2 separate regions of the Homo sapiens genome follow, and region 1 is linked to region 2. Evidence: read pairs that join two places in POLR2A ChIA-PET (ENCODE). Cell type or tissue: GM12878. All regions are shown on one strand.

The links. Peaks named below come from ENCODE experiments on the same cell type or tissue, not always from the same donor. Only the 100,000 strongest peaks of a DNase experiment are listed, where the experiment ranks them.
Region 1: POLR2A ChIA-PET joins it to region 2 with 14 read pairs; 2 of 35 experiments call an interaction of 5 or more read pairs at or near these places.

What each region holds. Positions count from the first base shown.
Region 1 is chr1:113,267,500-113,275,499 of GRCh38, forward strand. No RefSeq gene overlaps it. Among named protein-coding and RNA genes, the nearest start is that of MAGI3, 120 kb to the right of the region's middle. In GM12878, no CTCF peak of the experiment used is centred here; no DNase peak of the experiment used is centred here.
Region 2 is chr1:113,203,786-113,211,785 of GRCh38, forward strand. It overlaps LOC643441 (a long non-coding RNA gene), which reads right to left and starts at 2,468. Exons shown (of 3, transcript NR_038846.1): 1 at 2,277-2,468. In GM12878, no CTCF peak of the experiment used is centred here; no DNase peak of the experiment used is centred here.

The sequences.
Region 1 (8,000 bases), 64 kb after region 2:
CTAGCCCATCGGGCTTCACTTACAAGTCACAGACTCAGAAAATTTGAAGATGATGACTGCAGAGCATTAAACCCCAATCACAAGGCTACCTTCTGAATGTGGTGGCTTGTGCGACTGCACTGGTCATACACACACTCATGAAGCTGGCCCTGCAGACGGGACTTTTTGACCACTATATCCTAACAGGATCTCTGTATCCTCACTCTTATCTTTTCCACCTGAATCCACTTTATTTTCCTATAGCACTTACAACTACCTAAAATTATATGTGTTTATTATCTATCTCTCCTATTAGAGTGCAAGCTCCATGAGGACAAGGTCTTTGTCTGCTTCGCTTGCTGCTGTAGGCCAGGAAAGTAGCAGATGCTCAATAAATAGTTGTCAAATTAATGCATGAAAAGTTCACAGAATCAGTTCACACATTTGGCCTACTTTCAGTCACACATGGCATCACCTCCTAAAACCATCATGCTTTGCTCATAAAATTCACTTTGGCATATTTTGCTGCACTTGAGCTAAAGAAGAATTTTTAAATTTTCAGATCTAAAATATGTTGCATCTCTCCCAAGTCCTCATTTTCACCTTTCAAAAGAGAGATGAAAAACTAAAATCTTGTTTAAGAGAGGAAATAATAACAAGGATGATCATATTATTTTCTGTTTACTGAGCAGTGACACCCCTCTCTGCAGACAAGTCAAGAAGAATGATTCTCTCTTGCTCCATGACATTGCCTTGCTCAGTTTTGCTTTTCCCTATACCGCAGCCAGGGGCTCAGGGTCAGGCTTGAGAAGGCTCACCCTGCTGGAATCCATCCACAGTTCCACAACACGTTGTCTCCATTACAGCACATCCCCATCTAGCTAGGATCAGAACAACTCATTTATATTTCTGGCTCCCTGCTCTAGTGGGAGCATTTGGAGGGAGAGACCAGAGCTGCCTCCCACATCCCAGTGCAACCCCATCCTCACTTAGCTAACTCTGATTTATCCTTTGGTTCTCACCTTCAACATTACTTCCTCAGGGAAGCCTTCTTCAAGTGCTCAGACCAGACCCTCACCACACTTTCTCATAGCACCTGGACATCTCCATCAATTTACACAATATCAATGAATTACTTAATTGTGTGATTATTTGTGTAATGACTGTCTCACTTACAGGCTACAAGTTCTATGAGGGAAGGGATCGTCTCATCTAGCACCTAGCCTACTGCCTGACAAAGGGCAGACACTCAGCAAATATATGGTGAATGAACATGCATCTCCTAGTGCCTAGTGGTGGTGTTCAACAGAAGCTTGACAGGCGTTTGTTGAATTATACTGGAGAAATTTTTTTTATCTCACCAATGTGACTTGCTAAGAATGAGTTGTTTTTCCTTATTATCAAAATAAAAGACAGCTTGCATAATTAAGCCATTTTCCAAAGAATGGTCTTTCCTAACTAGAAGACCAGGCGATTAAACCATTTAGAGGTAATAAATGAGCAACTCCTTGGAAACATACAAAGCTCAAGGGTGGACTCAGGTGAGGGCATTTCTCTTTCTCTTATTTGTATCATCATGGACTTTCCTTTCTCTGCTTCCAGGCACAGCCAATTGCATACTATATTTAAACCTATTATCTATGGCCAAGCTTTGTATCCCTTAAAATCATTATGTTCCGGCTCTTCGAGCTATTCGATACTAAAAGTAATTATAGGCAGGCTTTCGGACAAAAACCTAATTCCTTTATGGTTTCTCCTATCCTAATAAAGACTCTAGAGGTAAGGATTCAAATAAGACTGAAGGTTGTAAATTGCATTGTGAGGAAGGATAAATCATTCTTTGTCAAGGCAGTGGAGCTGGTCCTCCTTCACAGGCAGAATCAATAGTGACAAATGGCGAGGCTGGAAACAAATGCTTTGCTCCAGTGGCCAGGTGTCATGGTAAGTCCTAATAGGAGATTTAGCTTTATTTGGTGATTGTTATTTCTGTGGGTCTTTTATGTTTTAATCCATTGATTCTCTATTTACAAATAATGGAACATGAGACTGATAAATAATATATGTCAACAATATTCAGAATAGAGGTTAACACTTTTCTGAAGTGTTGGATGGGTCTTTTTAAAAAATAAGCAAAGCAGGTGTTGTCCACCAGTCCTGAAGTCTGAGGGTCCTGGCCCCTCAGGGCCAGTAGTGCAGAGGCTGCTGTCACCATTGTCCCTGTGTCTCATTTGCTGCCACTTCTCCCCGACATCCCTCCCACCGCCATCTCACCTCTGTCATGCCTCCCTGGTGTGACATTAATCACAGCATGCCTAGTGGCTTCTGGAGAAACCACACTCTATGAAATGTAATTTATGACCTTAATACTGTTAACCGCATGGCATCTTTTATATTATTACAACTGATTAGGCAGTAGCCATAATGAAACTATATATAAATTTAAAATATATATAACATATATATACAAATTTAAAAATATATAACTTAAATATATGTAAATTTAAAATATATACACATAAATATGGTGTGTGTGTGTGTGAATGGAATAACTTTTTTTTTTTTTTGAGACAGAGTTTTGCTCTTGTTGCCCAGGCTGGAGTGCAATGGCGCTCACAGCAACCTCCGCCCCTCGGGTTCAGGGAATTTTCCTGCCTCAGCCTCCCGAGTAGCTGGGGATTACAGGCATGCGCCACAGGCCTGGCTAATTTTGTATTTTTAGTATAGATGGGGTTTCTCCATGTTAGTCAGGCTGGTCTCGAACTCCTGACCTCAAGTGATCCGCCCGTCTCAGCCTCCCAAAGTGTTGGGATTGATTACAGGCGTGAGCCACCGCACCCAGCTGGAATAACTTATTCTTATTTGAGTTTCCCTTTTATCAAGGCAAAATGATCACTGGCCTCCTCAAATGCGATTATGTTCTTTTTTTTTTTTTTTTTTTAGACAGGGTCTCACTCCGTCACCCAAGCTGGAGTGCAGTGATGCGACCACAGCTCACTGCAGCCTCTACCTCATGGGCTCAGATGTGTGCCACCACACTTGGCTAATTTTTGTGTATACTTTTGTAGAAACGGGGTTTTACCATGTTGCCCAGGCTGGTCTTGAGTTACTGAGCTCCACCAATCCACCCGCCTCAGCCTCCCAAAGTGCTGGGATTACATGCATGAGCCACCCTGCTCAGCCAATATGTTGTTTTTTTCTCTAAGACATATAACCAAATTTTCTTCCCTCTAAAAGTCTCATTTAATAGTTTTCCTCTGACTCAATATCCAAATAATGAAGCCAGAGCTGAAAGGCTCAAGGACCTTGGAGATGGTGGTTGGTGATGACAGAGATTGAATCTAAGCTCATATCAGCCTATTACGAGAACTGGAAGACTTCAGTAAACATCATTAGCTTTGTTTTAGCTGTTCCCTGAAGGTGACAGTAGAGTCAGTTGACAATGAGAATGTAATGCAATTTGGGCTGGAACGGGATCCTAAATGAAAAGCATTGATGTGAAAACAGGTGATGCTAAGTCCTGTTTAGGAATCAGGTTCAGGTTTAAAGAAACCTCCTCCCCACTGTAACAGATTTAGGCTGAGCACATCCTTGAAGACTTGGTCCGGACACCATTCATAGTGCAGATGACAGTCAGTTCTTCCACTATGCTTATTAGCACTTACCATCTCAAACGGTACTCATTTGTTTTTGCAGTCTCTCTGCTCCCACTAACCTTTGATATCTGGGAAGGCACAACCCCCACTGACCATAACTTTATGGCCTAGTTTAAAGCCTGGTGTACAAGGTGCTCACATAGAAGCCACATGTTTTATTGATGAGCAGATAAGTAACTCAGCAGGGTTTCCTAGAAGATTTAACCTTCTTTTACATTTGTTTCCTCATTAAGAGAAAGCTTTGGCTGGGCATGATGGCTCACGCCTGTCATCCCAGTACTTTGGGAGGCCGAGGTGGGTGGATCACGAGGTCAGGAGTTCGAGGCCAGCTTGGCCAAGATGGTGAAACCCCGTCTCTACTAAAAATACAAAAATTAGCTGGGTGTGGTGGCAGGTGCCTGTAATCCCAGCTACTCAGGAGGCTGAGGCAGGAGAATAGCTTGAACCCAGGAGGCAGAGGTTGCAGTGAGCTGAGATTGCACCACTGCACTCCAGCCTGGGTGACAGAGTGAGACTTCGTCTCAAAAAAAAAAAAAAAAAAAAAAGAGAGAGAGAGAGAGAGATAAAGCTTTTTTATTATGGAGATTTTTGAAAATACCCAAACTAGATTATTATATTACACATGCACTCAAGCTAAGCCTAACCAATCCACACCCCATCTTCTTCCTCCTTCACATTGCTTTTTTCCCCATAAGTTATTGGGGGTACAGGTGGTATTTGCTTACATAAGTTCTTTAGCAGTGATTTGTGAGATTTTGGTGTACCCATCACCAAAGTATACACTGCACTATATTTGCAGTCTTTTATCCCTCGACTCCCTCCCACTCTTCCCAAGTCCCCAAAGTCCACTGTATCGTTTTTATGCCTATGTGTCCTCATAGCTTAGCTCCCACATATCAGTGAGAACATACAATGTTTGGCTTTCCATTCCTGAGTTACTTCACTTAGAATAATAGTCTCTAATCTCATCCAGGTCATTGCAAATGCTGTTAATTCATTCCTTCATATGGCTGAGTAGTATTCCATCATATGTATTTTTCATAGTTTCTTTATCCACTCACTGATTGATGGGCATTTGGGTTGGTTCCACAATTTTGCAATTGTGAATTGCCTCTCATTGCTTTTTCTTTTTTTGAAATAGGGTCTCACTCTGTCACCCAGGCTGGAGTGCAGTGGCACAATCGCAGCTCACTGCAGCCTCTACCTTCTGGGCTCAAGGGATCCTCCTGTGTCAGCCTCCTTAGTAGCTGGGACTACAGGCATGCACCACTATGCCCAGCTAGTTTGTTTTGTTGTTTTTTTTCAACTTTATTTTTTGCACAGATGGAGTCTTGCCATGTTGCTCAGGCTGGTCTCTAACTCCTGGCTTTAAGTGATTCTCCCACCTTGGCCTCCCAAAGTGGTGGGATTACAGGCATGATGAGCCCCTGCGCCTGGTCTGTTCACATTGTTTTGAAGCACTTACAGATATGTAAGTGCTTCATATGACTTCATCCCTAAATATTTTGGTTTGGGTCTCTAAAAGATAAGGACAGATTTAAAAAAATGCCCACAATAACCTCCATCATCACATCTAAAACTAAAAACCTACAATCCTACAATTTCTTAATAGCATCAACTATTGAGCCCCCGTTCAAATCTGTAGTGTCGTGTGTTTTTGTAGATTGAATCAGGATCCCAATCAGATGCACATATTGCAATCTTTTCTATTTCTTTTATTTTTTAACTCTTTGAGATAACTGTAGGTTCATATGCAGTTGTAAACACTAATGCAGAGAGATCCCTATGCCTTTCACCCAGTTTCTCTCAATGTTAATACCTTGCCTAAAAGAAGTACAATATCACAACCAGGAAATTGACATTGATATAATCTACCAACCTTACTCACATTTCAACTGTTCTACACATGCTAATTTGTATGTGTGTTTAGTTCTATGCATTTCTAATCATGTGCAGATTTGTGTGACCACTACCACAGTCAAGACCCAGAACAGTTCCATCACAAAGGTCCCTCCTGCACAGGCACCTTCTTCCTGCGTCTCCTTCCTAACCCATTCACCTGTTCCCCATCTCTATAATTTTGTCATTTCAAGAATGTCATATACGTGGAATCATGCAGGACATAATCTTTCAAGATGGACCTTTTTCACTCAGCATAATTCCCTGACATCTATCCAAGTTATAGCATGTATGAATAGCTTGTTCCATTTGATTGCTAAGTAGTATTCCATGGAATAGATGTATCACAGTTAAACAGTCAACCATTCACTCACTGAAGGACATCTAGGTTGTTTCCAATTTGGGGCTATTATTAACAAAGCTGCTATGAACATTCATGCATAGGTTCTTGTGTGAACATAAGTTATTATTTCTCTGGGATAAATGCCCAAGAGTGCAGTTGCTGGGTTGTTTGATAAGTACATATGTTGTAAGAAATTGCCATATTCTCTTCTGAATGGGTGTACCATTTTACGTTCCCACTAGTAATGGATGAGTGATTAGTTTCTCTGCATCCTTACTAGCATTTGGTTTTAGTATTTTTTAGTTTAGCTATTTTGGTAGGTGTGTAGTGATATCTTGTTGTAGTTCTTTTTTAGTTTTAGTATAAAAGCTCACTTTTGTCCTAATAGAAAAGCTTATTGTAAAAAACATGGATAACAAGACAATCATAAAAAGCAAAATAAAAACCATCCATAATTCTCTTCATTCAGATATAACTACAGTTAGTATGTTAGTATATATTTTTCTAGTATTTTTCTGCAGACTTATCTATTCATCTAGCTATTTACATTTGATAAAACTAGAAACATAAGATACAATTTTGCATTCTATTCTTTCTCATAATGTTATGTGGGGAATATTCTTATGTATCCTATGGCATATTATTTGAAAACTTTTTTTTTTTTTTTTTTTTTGAGATGGCATCTCACTCTGTTGCCCAGGCTGGAGTGCAGTGGCACGATCTCGGCTCACTGCAAGCTCTGCCTCCCAGGTTCACGCCATTCTCCTGCCTCAGCCTCCCGAGTAGCTGGGACTATAGGCGCCCACCACCACGCCCAGCTACCTTTTTTTGTAATTTTAGTAGAGACGGGGTTTCAACGTGTTAACCAGGATGGTCTGGATCTCTTGATCTCGTGATCCACCCGCCTTGGCCTCCCAAAGTGCTGGGATTACAGGTGTGAGCCACCGCACCCAGCCAAAAACATGTTTTTAATGGCTGTATGACACTGTATTTTATGGGACTAATTTTTAACTATTATTTTTGGACATTTATGTTATTTTCAATTTGGATATTATAAACATTTCTTTGAATGTCATACATATACATGGATTTTAACTTACATCTCTAGTTAGTTCTTTATAATAGATTGTATAACTGGGATTATAGGTCAAAGTGTATAAACATTTTTAAGACTTTTGGCACATACGTACACATGTCCAGAGTGCTTTCCAGGAAGATTACATTTTTTACTCATCAGAGTGCATATCTCACCAGATCCTCAATAACAGTAAACATTTTTCAACTTTGCTTTTGTCTTTTTAATTTTTGTTTTTAATCTTTTTATCTTTGCCAAGTTGATAGAGAAATTAATTTGCATCGTTTGTTAGTAAATGAAGTTGAAATCTGTTCATAAATTTTCTTATCTATTTGTATTTCTTCCTTCATTGTTAGTGTTTGCCCTTGGCCTGGTTTTCATTGGTATGTTCATCTTTTTCTTATTAATTTGAAAAAAAATCTTTATATATTATGGATAGTAATTATTCTTTTCTTGTATTTGTAGAAAATATTTTTCTTTGTTGGTCAGTTCCCATTTTTCTGGCTGTGAGATTTTTTTCACTCATTTCTTTATTCTAGAAGCATTTATTGGATGTATTTTACATGCCAAAGAGTGTGCTAGTAACAGAATTTTTTAAAAAAAAAACTGAATATCAAAGTTCACATCCTCAGGGAATTCAGAATTTAGTGAGAAACACACACACATAAATAAATGTTTCCATTATGCCTATTTCAAAAGGAATAGATATGGAATTCCGTGGGACACAGAAAAAGGAAATATAACTGGGCAGGCTTCTTAGAGGAGGTAATGTTTCAGCTGGACCCAAAGAATGAGCAGGAACTGGCTAAGTGCAGAGGTGGGAGAGGAAGTCCCAGGCAGGAGGAGCATATGCATAAAAGCAGAGAGTCAAGATGGTGCCTGGTGGGAGCAGTGTAGCTGAGCAGGGATGGGAAATGAGATAATGAAAAAACTCATCTTGTTTCTGAAAATACAGAAACTAAAGATATTGGAGCAAAACAGGAAGTTATTCTACATCAAGGATCTGGTCAGGGTCTGTGTTTTTCATCTGTGGAGTAACAAGCCCAAGGGA
Region 2 (8,000 bases):
CTGTTCTTGAACTCCTGACCTCGTGATCCACCAGCCTCGGCCTCCCAAAGTGCTGGGATTACAGGCGTGAGCCACTGTGCCTAGCCCCACATTTTCTTTATTCATTCATCTGTTGATGGACACTTAGGTTGCTTCTAAATCTTAGCTATTATAAACAGTGCTGCAACAAACATAGGAGTGCAGATATCTCTTTGATGAACTGATTTCCTTTCTTTTGGGTTTACTTTCAGTAGGATTGTTGGATCATACGGCAGCTAAATTTTTAGTTTTTTCAGGAACCTCCAAACTGTTCTCCATGGTGGTTGTACTAACTTACATTCCCACCAACAGCATATGGGGTTCCCTTTTCTCCATGTCCTTGCCAGCATTTGTTATTGCCTTCTTTTGGATATAAACCATTTTAACTGGGGTGAGAGTATATCTCATTGTAGTTTTGATTTGCATTTCTCTGATACTCAGTGATGCTGAGCACCTTTTCATATACCTGTTTGCCATTTGTATGTCTTCTTTTGAGAAATGTCTATTGAGATCTTTTGCTCATTTTTTATTGGATTATTAAATTTTTTTTCCCCTATAGAGTTGTTTGAGCTCCTTATGTATTCTGGTTATTAATCCCTTGTGGGATGGGTAGTTTGCAAATATTTTCTCCCATTCTGTGGGTTGTCTCTTCACTTTGCTGACTGTATTTTCTCTGCAGAAGCTTTTTAACTTGATGTGGTCCTATTTGTCCATTTTTGCTTTGGTTGCCTGTGTTTGTGGGATATTGCTCAAGGAATTTTTCCGCAGACCAATACCCTGGAGATTTTCCCCAATGTTTTCCTATAGTAGTTTCATAGTTTGAGGTCTTAAATTTAAATCTTTAATCCATTTTGATTTGATTTGTGGATATGGTGAGAGATAGGGGTCTAGTTTCATTCCTCTGCATATGGATATCTAGTTTTCGCAGTATCATTTATGGAAAAGCCTGTCTTTTCCCCAGTATATGTTCTTGGCATCTTGTCAAAAATGAGTTCACTGTAGGTGTGTGGATTTGTTTCTGGGTTCTCTATTCTGTTCCATTGGTCTATGTGTCTGTTTTTATGCCAGTACCTTGCTGTTTTGGTTACTATAGCTCTGTAGTATAATTTGAAGTCAGGTAATGTGATTCCTTCAGTTTTATTCTTTTTGCTTAGGATAGCTTTGGCTATTCTGGGTATTTTGTGGTTCAATATATTTAGGATTGTTTCTTCTATTTCTGTAAAGAATGCCATTGGTATTTTTGTAGGAATTGCATTGAATCTGTAGATTTTTTGGGGTAGTATGGACATTTTAACAAGATTTAGTCTTCCAATCCATGAACGTGGAATATTTTTCCATTTTTTGGTGTCTTCTTCAATTTCTTTCAATTGAGACCAATTTTGAAAGACATTCTGGTTAAAATGGTATCAAAGCTGGGCATGGTGGCTCATGCCTGTAATCCAAGCACTTTGGGAGGCCGAGCTGGGCAGATCACAAGGTCAGGAGATCAAGACCAGCCTGGTCAACACAGCAAAACCCTGTCTCTACTAAAAATACAAAAACTAGCTGGGTGTGCTGGCATGTGCCTGTAGTCCCAGCTACTCCGGAGGCTGAGGAAGGAGAATCACTTGAACCTGGGAAGTGGAGGTTGCAGTGAGCTGAGATTGTGCCATTGCACTCCAACCTGGGTGACAGAGTGAGACTCCATCTCCAAAAAATAAAATAAAATAAAATAAAATAAAATAAAATGGTATCAAACAGTATCTCATGCTACAGAGAAAACTTTCGTGAAAGGAAGAGTCAATCAATGAGACAAACTTCATGTCTTATTTTAAGAAATTGCTACAGCCACCCCAGCTTTCAGCAACTACGACTGTGATCAGTCAGCAGTCATCAATATTATGGCAAGATCCTCCACAAGCAAAAAAATTACAACTCCCTGACAGCTCAGATGATCATTAGCACTTTTTAGTAATAAAGCATCTTTTAATTAAGGTATGCTCATTTTTTTCTAGACATAATGCTGTTGCACACATAGTAAACTACAGCATAGTATAAACATAACCTTTATATGCACTGCAAAACCAAAAAAAAAATGTGTGTGACTGGCTTTATTGTGATATTTGTTTTATTTCAGTGGCTGAAACTCAACCAACAATATTCCCAAGGTATGCCTGTTCAGTCACATTCTGAGGTACTGGGGTTTAGGACTTCAATATATGAATTTGGAGACACAATTCAGCCATAACAACACAATATAAATATTTTTCTGGACTTACCTGGGACTTCCCATGATGGGCATTTAGCACACAGTAGGAAATAGCTTTGTTGACCATTTTTCCACTACATCATCATGGCGAGAGGCAGCAGGAGAGACCTGACAGCACTCTGAGCTTGCTCTCTGCTGCTGTGGGGCCAGGATCTTCTGCGGCTATGGGCCTCCAGTCCCACTCAGCAAATAAATGAGCCATATTCCCTTTGGGTTTGAAATGCTTTTTTGTAGGAAAGGAATAATCAAATACTTAACAGCTACTAACTGTTAAGTATTAACAGGGAGAAACAGGTGTGCATGGGCTGTGGGCATTTGTCTCTGTTTACATTTGTAAGTGTCTTCTGGAACAGCCCATCCAGGCCCTTTAAGGAGCTTTCACCAGCTAAAGGAAAAACTACCAACAGGGAGGCCAGGTCACTTTTCTTCCAAATTCTTCCCAAAGTATTTACTTTCATCTGCTGGGAAAAGACCTCAACAAACATTTATCAAGGACCTCTTTTGTGCCTGAGGCTGTGCTGGGTCTGGAAGGAATGTACTGCTTCACTGGGCCTGTTTAGTAAATACAGACATTGCTCAACCAACAAGGAGGAGAGAGAGTCCGTGGGTTCAGGAGCTGGGAATTCACTTGTGCCAGCAGAATGTAGGAGGGCCCTGGTCAGGAAGATAGGTTATTTGGTGCTGCTATGTTATTTTTTATTTTGCCTCTTTACGGATGTAAGGAAGAGACATGCCCACGTTACCTGCGAGCCATCTCTCAGTGGCACAGAATCCCATCCTCTCAACATTGCTGCGTCCCAGTGCTTCCAAGGTGGTGGGGGTGAGGAGAGGGTTCAGTGCTTTTCATGGAATCTGGATTTCAACTTAAGGCCAATAGATTTACCCTCTTTCTGAATGTCTAGAATTTATCCTAGCAGAGGATCTAGCTGTGTCAATTTACCCTTCTCCAAAACGGAGCTCTGCTATCTGCCAGAAGCAAAGGACATTTGTCGTTTTTGCCTGCCCAGCTTACCTCCCACTTCTCTTGGAAATAAAACCACACTTTCCTTCCTGGAACCCATTCTATGTGGTTCAGGTGGGGCTGACCTCACCTCCCCCAATGCAGGGAAGGTGCCCTGTCCTTAGTCTAGCCAATAGGAGTAGCTCTCTAGCCCTTGTCACAGTGATTGGCACAGAGCTGGGCATATGACTCAAGCACAGCCAAACAGAGTCTGCTTCAGGCATTGATGTGGCAGCCACAGGAGAGCAGTTCCGCCCTCCTCTTGGATAACATGCTCTAAGGATGGCTTGGAACTGCTTGCAGCCATCTTCTCCAGTGGTACAGGGGCACAGAGGACACTTTCATCATCTGGAGAAAATGAAGCCAATGTACAAAGAGAAATCGCAGAGAGATGGAAAGCTAAAGGCAACCTTAAAGACAATCTTTGAGCCTCTGGATCCATCTCTTCTCAGGAGCTAATACATTTCCTATGTTGCTTATACTCCTTTGAGCTGGGTTTCTGTCACTGGGATTGGAAAACTGACTGTTGCAGCAACAGGGTTTTGTACTGAGCCTCCTCAGAGACAGTCAGCATTTCTCATGCTTGGCCCATGGTGTTTACCCTTGGCTGGAGCCCTGATTCTCATTAAACTAATTACGGGCAGAGTATGAGGACTACATTCACTCAGAGATCAGGGCACAAAGCATTGCAATTTTATGCAGAGATTACTGCTGAGGACCACTCCCCTTGGAAGTAAGCTGTGGACTAGAGAGTCATTTCACACTTAAACCCTTCCCTCTATGTCTTTGGCCTTTAAACTCTGGTTTCTATTCTTTACTTTCTGAGTGTGTATTTTCAAATCACCCCTTGGGGAGGGGTCTCAGGAACATCCCAGGCTCCATATCAAATGCAGGAAGGTATTTACCATGCATGACAGGTTTCCTATAGTTCTTTGGACTGCAGAGGAGTACTGCGCTGCACGCATGAGCATGGGTGGTGGGGTCAGATGGAATGAAGATCTTTGGCTTTGAGGCAGTGTAACCTGTCTGCCTTCCTCTGTCATTGTGAGTTCCTCAATTCACGTTACTGTCAACCTCTCCCCATGTCTCCAAATTACCCTGTGGCCCACTGGCCATTTTATATGCACGTCATTCTAGCCTCAGAACATGCCATTTCCCTTCCGCTAATGTCTTATTGCCTGTATGAATCTAAACTTGAGGGAGTCTACTGGATTATCTTGCCCACGACCATAGCAGTTTTGTTTGTTTGTTTGTTTGTTTTGAGACAGAGTCTCACACTGTTGCCTGGGCTGGTGTGCAATGACACAATCTCGGCTCACTACAACCTCTGCCTCCCGGGTTCAAGCGATTCTTCTGCCTCAGCCTCCGTAGCTGGGATTACAGGTGCCTGCCACCACGCCTGGCTAATTTTTTGCATTTTTAGTAGAGATGGGGTTTCACTATATTGGCCAGGCTGGTCTCAAACTCCTGAACTTGTGATCTGCCTGCCTCAGCCTACCAAAGTGCTGGGATTACACGCGTGAGCCACCACGCCCGGCCAACCATAGCAGTTTACATGTGGGTTTGGTTTGGGACTGAGAGTCAAGATCCACTGAGGGGCGTGGCCTCTCTTCCAGTATTTACTTTTGTTTGCAAATGAGTACATATTCCGACTCCGACTCCGAAGTCTTATAAAGCTTTTCTAACTCAATTTTCAGAGGTAACAATAGACTCAACCTGAACATTTGATTGACAGTATCCTCTGCTTCCTTTTGCACAGGGTACTTGTGTCATTTCTCCTCCTCTAAGTAATTGCGGCAGCTTTGGTTTCTCTCTTTGCTATGTGACACAGCATGAAGGTTTGGACAGGAGTTTAACTATTACCCTTTAATGTTTTTGTTGTGTTACTGTCAAATTGTGTCTTCTTAAAGGTTGCTTCCTGTCCTTTCTTAGGAGCAGGAAAAAAAAAGTGGCTGTGTGTCTTATGCCCTATCTGTATAAAATGCTTTTCATTATTGATAAAGATACACTATTCCAGGAGACTCACCTATTTAACCAGGTCAAGAGCTGGAAACCTTTCTCCAGTCTGTGTTCAGCCTCTAGTCCCACAGTGGTGTGAATACAAAGCAGTCTTCCTTGCAGGTGTTCAGCACACAGGCCGTAAGCCAAGAGCAGTAGATGGCATGCAGAAGGAAGAGGGTCACTTTCTGCTTCATCATTTGGGATTCTAGTGGACCCAGAGAAGGAACGCCAAGGAGAGGACCTAGACTCGTAACCCCCACATGCCACACTTTTATTTCTCCTAAGATTAACGATGTTTATCACTATTTGAGGTACTGTTAATGTGCCAGATACTTTAAGTGCTTGGCATATGTTATCTAAACCTTAAAAGAATTTTATGAGGTGGAGAATATGATTCCCATTTTATACATAAACAAACTCAAAGATGTTGAGAGAATACCTGAAGAAGTTAAAAGGCTGTCACGCAGCCAGAGGTGACCCTGGGCTTTTGAGTGCTGGCAGGTGGCAAGCACCCAGGTGAGAGCTGTGGGGTGGCCTGCAGACCCCGAGGAGTTAGAAACAGAGGCCTTGGGACAGGCTCCAGGAAGGTGGCCTGTGTGAGAACCTCTCTAGTCCCCAGTGCTCCTGGGAGAGGCAGCTCAAGTGCAAAGCCAGATGCACCCTGCAGTGGGGTGAGAGAGGGGCATAGATCACCTTCCAGAAATAGCTGCCGAGTTGATGTTAAATTTTGTAGGTTTTCTTGATTCCGTTTGTTAATATAATCTTGTGCTCATGGGTGTTAAAAGATGTGGGCCTGAGGTAATATTCATTTGGCTTATTGTAATAGTTACTCCTGGGCATTACACATGCTAAACAAAGCAAAATATTCACCAAGCTCTCAATCTGAGCTCCTTGGGTCAGTAAGCAGAGGTCACAATCTTTTCCTAGTCCCACTAGTGAGTTAAATTCTGGAATGGCTCTGAATTATCAATATGTCAATAAAATGTCAGTCAGCCAGAGCGACATGCTATTGCAGTATTGACTGTCGGATCCTAAAGCAAAAACATGTTTTAATTGTTTTTGCTGAGTGTAGGGAAGCCAGTAAGTAGAGACCAGGTTTGAGAGGGTTAGAGATTGCCACTGATCTTTATTTTTCAGTTTTGAGAGTCTTGTAGCATTGTGGAACCCATTTCTCATTTTCGCCCACAGAATTTATATCAGAGTCAGAAACAGGAACCTGCAAAGGGAAATATCTGAGAAAACAGGCTGTTCCAGGCTTACCTGGTAGGGCAGGGCTGGTGCCCAGGTACAATCATTGGCCAGTGTAAATATATGCGAGTCAGCTAGTGGTGATGACTTTGAAGCATGGGAGGAGGAGATGGGTGCCGCCTTTAGCTCCATAAGCATTTGCTTCAACTGATTAGACTCTCCAGGTACAGCGTGGTGAGGAATGAGACTAACAGCAGCCAGACTGCAAAACTGTGGGTGTGGCATGTCTTCCGGAAAGACCTCCTTATCTTTCCCCATAGAGCAACAATGGTTCCCCTTTTTCTTTGCTTTAGCCCAAAGGTGGGTCTCATCTTGGAAGTCACTTAGGGTTCTCTTTTTCCTGAGGGACACACGTGGGCAAAGATTTGAATACGTCTGCGCCCAGGGGCTTTTCCATCCTAAGGACCTTGTCGCCTTTTGTGCTTTGCCTTGTTTCTCTTTTTCTTTTCATTCTACTCTTTTTCTTTTTTTTGAGGCGAAGCCTTGCTCTGTTGCCCAGGCTGGAGTGCAGTGGCACGGTCTTGGCTCACTGCAGCCTCCACCTCCTGGATTCAAGCGATTTTCCTGCCTCAGCCTCCCAAGTAGCTGGGACTACAGGCACGCACCATCACACCCAGCTAATTTTTTTTTTTTTTTTTTTTTTGTATCTTTAGTAGAGACGGGGTTTCACCATGCTGGCCAGGCTGGTCTCGAGCTCCTGACATCAAGCGGCCTCAAGAGGCCCCCCTCGACCTCCCAAAGTGGTGGGATTACAGGCGTGAGCCACTGTGTCTGGCTATCTTTTCATTCTACTCTTAACTCTCACCCTAACCCACAGGAGACCTTATGCAAACTGGAAAAAGAACATCTCTCTTGGCAGGTGTAGCCTGTACCAGGCTGCATGGCCGGGTGGGCAGATGATGGGCTGGACTTGGGCCCCCAATTTTCCCCTCAGTGGGTATTCTTGTGCAGTGAACACTGCATAGCTGAATGTGGTAGCCCTGTTAATGCTCATCATTTTCTTATCTTGTACTACAAAGGTAAGCTGCAGAGCCTTTTGGGGGCAAGGCAGGTGTAAAATGAATTAAGTATTAATGCGATATAGCTGAGTAGGCTATTCCCCCACTGTTAACTTGACAGAGTGGTACCAGGTGGGGTCCCACACACCTGGTGGGGGAGTAGTGGTCACCCCTGGAGGGGGCTTCTTTAGAAATACAGATATGCTTTGCGGGGTGAGCTGAATGGAAACTGCAGCCACTACTGGGGAGTGAGGGTGAGTCTAGGCACAGGCAGGAATCAGCGTGGATTTTGAGAGGCGTAGATGGAACGATTCTGGAGTAGAAAGAGTGAGGTGTTTTGATGCTGTCAGATGGCAGCTGAAACAGACAGCAGAAGCTGTCATTAACTGGTCAGAGCCGATGGCAGGAAGAAGATAAGAGAGGAAAGCAGAGCAGGACAGAGGAAAGAAGAGAAGAGGAGGAGAAGAGACAGAGGACAGGGAGGGGA